Linked DNA regions of Homo sapiens: region 1 is linked to region 2. Evidence: read pairs that join two places in POLR2A ChIA-PET (ENCODE). Cell type or tissue: OCI-LY7. All regions are shown on one strand.

Region 1 (4,000 bases), 170 kb before region 2:
CATAAAATAAACAGTCTTTCATTTCAGGATCACTAGCTTGAATTCATAGATTTACAGATTATAATAATATTAATATCTCCCAGGATAGCAGTGTCTCAAAGTTATTAGATTGCTTGAGGGTAGCCCTGTAGATAGCAGGTTCCCTTTAGTTCCCCTTGCACATATAAGACTATCTGTTGTTAATTGGCACCTTTTTCAGGCACTCAGCCACAAAACGTGGATTGATAGGTCAGAGGGCTCATCTAAAGAGACTTGGGGAGATGATGGCTTTGTTTGTGCTCTGCCTATAGAGAAGGCTAATTTAGCAGCTGTCAAACATATGCAACTCTCCTCTCACTTCTAAATCCACCTGAAGTAGAGACTTGTATGTAAAAGAAGACCTTTCTTTTCTCCTTTCACAAAACTCATGCAAGAGAATCAGAAGAAGCAAACATGATGACATACTGGTCTGTCTTGTTCTTTCTTTCTTTTTTTTTTTTTTTTTTTAAGACAGAGTCTTGCTCTGTCACCCAGGCCCAGAATTCAGTGGTGCCATCTCTGCTCACTGCAACCTCTGCCTCCTAGGTTCAAGCGATTCTCCCACCTCAGCCTCCCGAGTAGCTGGGACTACAGGCATGCACTGCCATGCCTGGCCAATTTTTTGTATTTTAGTAGAGATGGGGTTTCACCATGTTGCCCAGGCTAGTCTAGAATTCCTGAGCTCAGGCAGTCACCCACCTCAGCTTCCCAAAGTGCTGGGATTACAGGCGTGAGCCATCACTCCCAGCCTATCTTTTCCTTTCATCCCTGACCAATGTGCAAAGTTCTTAAAAATTAGTTGCCAGACTCATTATAGAAAATTCAGGCTTCTCTGTTTTTACTAAAGAAAACTCACTTTTGGTAAGTTTTATAAGCTTGTTTCACCATTCTCTAACAGGGAATGATTGACTCATTTTACACAGATAGAGGTCTCTATCCTCAATGAGGACTTTTACCTCTAGTGAGTATATTTCAGTAGAAACCTGCACTTTTTTTTTTTTCTTGTTTGTTTGTTTTTAAATGAAAGTCTTGCTCTGTCGCCCAGGCTGGAGTGCAGTGGCATGATCTTGGCTCACTGCAACCTCTGCCTCCCGAGTTCAAGTGATCCTTCCACCTCAGCCTCCCGAGTAGCTGGGATTACAGCCATGTGTCACCATGCATGGCTAATTTTTTTTTGTATTTTTAATAGAGACAGGGTTTCCTCATGTTGGCCAGGCTGGTCTTGAACTCCTGACCTCAAATGATCTGCCTGCCTCGGCCTCCTAAAGTGCTGGGATTATAGGCGTGAGCCACCACATCCGGCCGAAACTTGCACTTTTAATGTGAAAGTCCATTGTTGTATTATTTAACTAGTCTCCCGAAATTCTGAGTGATGTTATATTTACAGTATGATTTTTATTAAAAAAATACAAGGAAGCACTAGCTTTAAATTCTGTTATTTATATATTTTTCACCATTGCTCAATTAAAGCAATTTTAAAAATATATACAAGGCGTTTTCCTTTCATGGTCATTTATTGAAATGATGACCATTTGGCCTTGGGTTAATTGCATATTTGCTCAAATAAAGTGAAGGAAGTTTAAAGGCCAGAAATGCTGAGAGAAAAATATAATTGTTATCAATTTGAAATTACTAGGTTGTTTCAATTCTGTATACAGTTCTGTGTCTAAAATTGTCAGTATAGACTGCAGAATTTACTTCCAAAGTTCTCTGACTGCAATACCTATAAGAAATACTTTTTACATCATGAGCTGGTACACACCCCCAGATGAGCATGTGCACACACATCTGTATGTCTGTCTCTAGCTATATCTCATTTCTACCTCTCCCTATCTGTATGTTTCTAAAGCAAAGGCTTCATGAAAGAAAAAAATCCTTCATGGAACAATGCTATTACCATGTATTAAACACTTTGGTACTTTGTAAGGTTTTTTAATTCCAATTCATAATAGAAAGTTAGTTATGATATGTTAATTATGATCCACTAATAATTATGACCCATGTTTGAACAGTGATACAGATTAAAGCTGATTTTTAAAGATAGCAAAGTTACTTAGAGAAAGAAAGTTGTTTTACTTTTCTGAAGTATAAATTGAATATTTTAATTTAGTGTTACCTAGAATATTCATGTGGTCATTTTGCATCATATAATTTATTACATTTTTCTTTATACCTTCTCTATGTCAAATAGTTTTAATTATTCCATTTCCTGTAAGTTACTTATATTTTCTGCCTTCTCTATGAGAAGACGTTTAGCAAAATATAACTAGAGTGTCTTGAATATTTAAAGTTGTAGATGTAAAATAAAAATTGTACTGTGATGTTTATGTATTTATTCATCAAATATTAAGTATTCAGAAACTATACTAGGCATCCTAACAATGGCTAACATTGATTAAACTCTTAGTATGTATCACATACAGTTAGAAGCTCTCTAGGGGACCCTATAAGGGAAGCAGAATTATTTTAGTTTTACAGGTGAGGAGACTGTGCCATAGGGAGATTAATTGATACTTGTCCAGTTAGAGCCCAATTTCGAATCCAGCAAGTCTGACTTCATGACTCATACTCATAACTACTTTATTCTCAATCATTTCTGCTACCACAGAGTGGAAGATGAAGGGCATAATCCCTTCTTCAAAGAGGTACAGGGGTAAACAGACTTTCAAACCAGTAATCCTTTTGTGAAATCATTAGGACTGTGACGTGTCCCATGTGCTATGTGAGAACAGATGCTTTTGACCCTGAAGGTGATTAAAACTAATGCAGAAATATTTCAGCAGGAAAGAATAATATTTTGTAACTGTTTCAGAAAAAGTCAGCTCAAGTGTTAATAGACTGCTTTGCTTATATCTGAAGGCATCTGATACATTTGAGATATAAATATTCAATAAATGTATTTGTTTTGTTTTAGGAAAGTACTATTTTTGCCAATGTTTTGACAAAGTAGCCAAAGCTAGTAAATTTTTGGGGCAGGTTGCCAACAGTTGTTTTACGGAACATTCATGGAAACTAGGAATAAGAAGGGCCCAGAACTTTGTGAATGAAATAGTCATAGTGCCAGGTACTTGAGGTGTGAGTAGAAACCATGTATGTGCCCAGAGCTGAAGAACACTACTAGTAAAACGTTTCCAAAGGGAACCTGTTCAGTTCTGTTTGCTTTCACTTTTTGGTGCTAATGTGTTTTATAAATTTTGACTTGGATTGTGCATAGCCTCTTATTCCAGTACCTAAGACTTCCTAGAGACACCAAGGAGGAAGGGATAATCATTACGTAGATTAAGTATGCAAAAACAAACAAACAAACAAAAAACATTAAAGTTGCCAGGAATCTGATTTTGGCTAATTTCCTCTATTGTACATGCTCAAATGTGGCTTGGTCAAAGGTATTGCAGTTAAGGGAACACAGACTGTTTTGGCTTCAAGAATGCTCTGTTGTATCTACTCACTTTGTGTTATGTGGGTACTGTATTCTGATGTGAAAGTTGCCACAAGTGAAATTTTATTGTATCCACAAAAAACAAATCTGTGAGACAAGTGTTTTACTTAATAAATTACAGACTTAGGGTGCCTGAAATATTTGCTCTAAAATGAAGTTTGCATGACCCAAAATTTCAGTTTCAGTTATCTTGTTTTCAGCAGGCTGGATGAAAAGATCTTGAGTATAATGTGAGTCATGTTTTCAATATGTAGTCTCCAGAGCCTGCTGTTCGCTGTTCAGCAAAGATAGGACTCCCACTCCCAGAAATTTAAAAAATATGCATTTGTTGCCTTCTTAGAACCATTCCTATATATTACCAACTGGCCGCTAAGTGCAAAATATGCAGATTCTGCCCCCAAGGAGTTTACTGTATCATGGGAGGAAGGTTTTATAGTAGCACAGTGCAAAAGATGTCTCATAAATGTGAGGTAGAACTATTGCTGTTTTGGTTCAAAGGAGGGAGAAAGTATTTCCAATTGCAGTGTACTGTACATACATATA
Region 2 (4,000 bases):
GTGGGACATGACAGTGTTTATGTTTATATTTAACTAAATGTCCTTTAATAATTTCCAGGGTATATGAATGAACTCTTTACCATGACACCATAAAGAGGAGTTCCTCATTTGTCCTTGCAGATTTGGATTTATTAAGATTGTGATAAAATGTCTCTCTTGGTTTTATCTAAAGCTGAGTTTATTATTTCTTTCCAAAACATGGTTTTTCTCTCATGTTTCTTATTTCAGTAATTAGTACCCAGTCACTTAACACAGAAACCAGAGATTCATCCTTATATTTTCTCCTTTCTTTAATCCTAACATCTGAGAGGCAGTAAGAGCAAGAACTTAGAGCATAGGCTATGCCTGGCTTTCATCCCTGCTCTTTCTAGTACTAGTTGCATGGTCTTGTATTAACTCACATAAAATGCTTAGAATAATTCCTGGTATGTAATAAGTGCTAAATAAATGTCCTATTTATTACCACAAATAAAAAATAAATCAATAAGTCAATCATAAATCAATCATTACTTATCAGCATTTGAATCTTTCAATTTCTTTGCCACCTTCCAGTCTAAATTCCTACTCCCACCTAAATTGCTGTAACAAGCATCTAATTATTCTTCTCCATTTCTACTCCTCAACTTCAGTTCATTTCCCATCCTACTGCCAGACTGAGCTTTTCAAAATGAACTTATCATGTTACTCTGCTATGTAATATCCATTAGTGTCTTCCATTTGCTTTCAGTATAAATTCCTATGTAAATCCTTACCGTATAATCCTTACCATATATAACAGTGTCGTATAGCCTCTGTTTTCCTACCAGGCCTCGTATTGCAACAGTCTCCTCTCTTGTTTCCACACTCCACCCACATTGTTGTTGTTGTTGCTTTCTTTCTTTTTTTAAATAATTGTTCCTAGAACTCCCCAATTTCTTATTCATTTTAGGACACTTGCACTCATTGCCTCTCTCAAGTTTCAGCTTCATTGTTCCCTCATCAGAGTAAGCTATTTCTAACCCTCCCTTTGAATACAACCTGGTTCAACTAATCTAAAACTTTGGTTTTTGAGGAGGTTAATAAAATTGATGTCTTTAACCAGACTGACCAAAGAAAAAGAGAAAAGATGGCAAACCAACAATATAGAAATGAAAGAGAGAACTGCAGACCATGAAGTCAGTAAAAGGATAATAAATAAATTTTATAAGAAATTTTATGGCAATACATTTGACAAATTGGATGAAATGAACAAATTTCTTTACAAATTTCTTTTTTAATTAATCTTCTTTAAATTTTTTTTTTTTTTAATTTCCATAGGTTTTTGGGGAATAGGCAGTATTTAGCAATTTGTGAGATTTTGGTGTACCCATCACCTGAGTAGTGCAGGCTGAACCCAATTTGTAGTCTCTTATCCCTCACCCACTTCTCACCCTTTCCCCCGTCCTCAGAGTCCATTGTGTACAGATACAAATTCTGAAGGCTTAAGAATTTTCTCAAGAAAAACAACATGAATAGTCCTATATCTATTTTTAAAATTAAGTTCATAGTAAAACTTTTTCAACAAAGAATTCTCCCATTCCAGACAGTGTCACTGTCAAGTATTTAAAGAAGTAATATTATTCTTCTACCAACTTTTCCATAAAATACAAGAGCTGAGAATACTTTCCAACTCATCCTATGAGGTTTGCATAGTTTCAGAAAGGAAATATGCTGTAATTATTATCTTCATTCTTCCTCATGTAATACGTGTTTTTTTCTGACTGCCTTCAAGATTTTCACTTTATCTTTGTTTTTCAGTGGTTTGAATATGATGTGTCCAAGTGAAGGGTTTTTAAGTGGTGGTAGGATGGTGATTCGTAGTGTTCTCTGAGTTTCTTGAATCTGTAGTCTGATTTTTTTTATTATTTTTGGAAAATGTTGGCCATTATTTCTTCAAATATTTCTCATTCCCTATTCTTTCTTGTGTACACTGGGATTCCAATTACACATGTGTTAGACCTCTTGATATTGTTTCATAGCTCTTAGATGTTCTGCTCTGTATTTTTAATTATTTTTTCCTTTAATATTTCAGATAGGGTGACTTGTATTTACTCATCTTTAAGTTCATTAATTGTTTTTCCTCCATGGGCTTGGCAATGTTGAATCTACTGAGGAACCTGTCAAAGAAATTCTTCATCACTTATGATTTTTCACTGTTGCATTTCTATTTGGGTCTTTCTATTAGTTTTCATCACTCTGCTAAAATTTCCCATTTGTCCATGCATGTTGTCCACATTTTCCACTAGAACTTTTAATACAGTAATTTATTTTAAATTCTTTGTCTGACGGTTTCAACAATTGGATCACATCTCCTTTGCTTCTTAACAGTGGGTTTTTTTTTTTTATAGTCTTATAATTTTTGGTTGATTGAAACCAGGCATTGTGTTTAGGACAATAGAGACGCTGGTAAATTGTATTTATGCCTGAGTAATGGGCATGCCTCTCTATTGTTGTGGTGGGGTACGTTAAGTCAGTGTAGGCAGAAGTTGAAATGGGTTTGTTTGTTTTGCTGTGGTTACCTTCATTGTACTACAGTCTTCAAATTTCCTCCAGGGCTATCTTGTAGTTAAGTTGGGGGTTGAATCTTTCGGATATTTCTCAATGATCATGTTCTGCCTCAACTTTTGGTCTTCCCTAGGAGCCCATAACTTTGAGTAGGTTTTCTCTCTGTCCTTGCCCCTCCTTCAGTGGTAGACTACTTTTACTTGATACTTAATGCTAGCTAGCCTGGTGTTGGGGCTGAGATAAAAGGGCCTTTTCTGTTGTCCTTTTTTTATTCCTAGTCTTAGGCAGGCCCTGTGAACCTGGGTCTCAAGAGTGGAATTTTCCAAATGATTCTGCCCCTCTTTCATATGATATCCATACTCCCTGCTATCCGTATGATAGCCTTATACCTTTGGTAGATCTTGTGGGGAAAAAGTTTTCTGCCTTTCCCTCAGTCGTAAGAGATCTTGAATGGTCAGAGCCCAGGATGGTTCCTTCCTCCTTTCCCAGTGGTACGAGTTTTTGGTTTTGTTTTCCTGTCTGCTTCTCCTAGCTGCAGTTGGGCCCTACCTGTGCCCTGCCTTTTCCCCATGCTCTTAAGGCATTTATTCGGTAAGAGAGATAGCGGGAAAGGCTCTAGATGGGGCTTTTTGCCTCTCCGGCAGTGGAGGCTACCCCTCCAGTCTCCCAAGCACATGGGCCAAGGGAAGTTTTCTGTGGTCTCTCGCCCTGCCCCTTTGGCATTATACTCTCTCATTAGTTAGTACGTGGTGATGGTGGTGGAGAAGAGCCTGTGAAGTTGTACAAACACTCTTTATGTCTGTGGCTCCCAGGGGCTCCTATACTTTCAGGTAAGTTCACACTGAGCTGTTAGCAATTCATCATAAACTTTAAGCTAAAATCTTTTTATCCCTTTGTGTGGCATCCTATTTTCCTCCCATACTCTACTCCACCTGGCCAGGGTTTATGTTTGACTCTCCTCAGAGGCATTTGTCTTTTTTAAACTTTGAGGCTGGTTTGTTACCTTGAGAACTTAGCTCTCTTATGTTCAAGAAAAGTTAAATGATTTTTCTGAAAGGTTTAAAGGGCAGCTATAGTCCTCCTCATCAGTCTGTTTTTTAGGTATTATGCAATGAAAAGAACATGTTTTTATGTCCATGGAACTTTCAAGTTTTCATATTTTCCCCAATTTTTTCCATTTCCTTTCTTATTTTCCCCTTTGATTCTTTTTCATTATTTTCCACATTTCTTCCCCCACCAAATGTCCTTGACTTGTCCTTTTATTTCCTAGCCATTTCATCTGTGTAGTTTTCTTAATACCAGTGGCTCTTTTCTTTGAGTCTATGCCTTTGTCATTATTCTTTTACAATTTTCTTTAAATACTCTTCCTGTCTTTTTTTTTTCTCATATGTTGTGTCTTTCCTATTGTGGGGAAAGAATTTATAAAAGGGAACTTAGAATTTACCTGGTAGATATTTAAAATTGCATTTTAATCTTT

What was found. ChIA-PET counts read pairs that join two places held together with the same protein. Peaks named below come from ENCODE experiments on the same cell type or tissue, not always from the same donor. Only the 100,000 strongest peaks of a DNase experiment are listed, where the experiment ranks them.
Region 1: POLR2A ChIA-PET joins it to region 2 with 5 read pairs; 2 of 35 experiments call an interaction of 5 or more read pairs at or near these places.

The regions. Positions count from the first base shown.
Region 1 is chr2:199,335,404-199,339,403 of GRCh38, reverse strand. The region is part of intron 7 of SATB2 (SATB homeobox 2); the gene reads left to right. Among named protein-coding and RNA genes, the nearest start is that of SATB2, 120 kb to the left of the region's middle. In OCI-LY7, no CTCF peak of the experiment used is centred here; no DNase peak of the experiment used is centred here; H3K4me3 peaks cover 417 bases; H3K27ac peaks cover 865 bases.
Region 2 is chr2:199,168,922-199,172,921 of GRCh38, reverse strand. No RefSeq gene overlaps it. Among named protein-coding and RNA genes, the nearest start is that of SATB2, 290 kb to the left of the region's middle. In OCI-LY7, no CTCF peak of the experiment used is centred here; no DNase peak of the experiment used is centred here.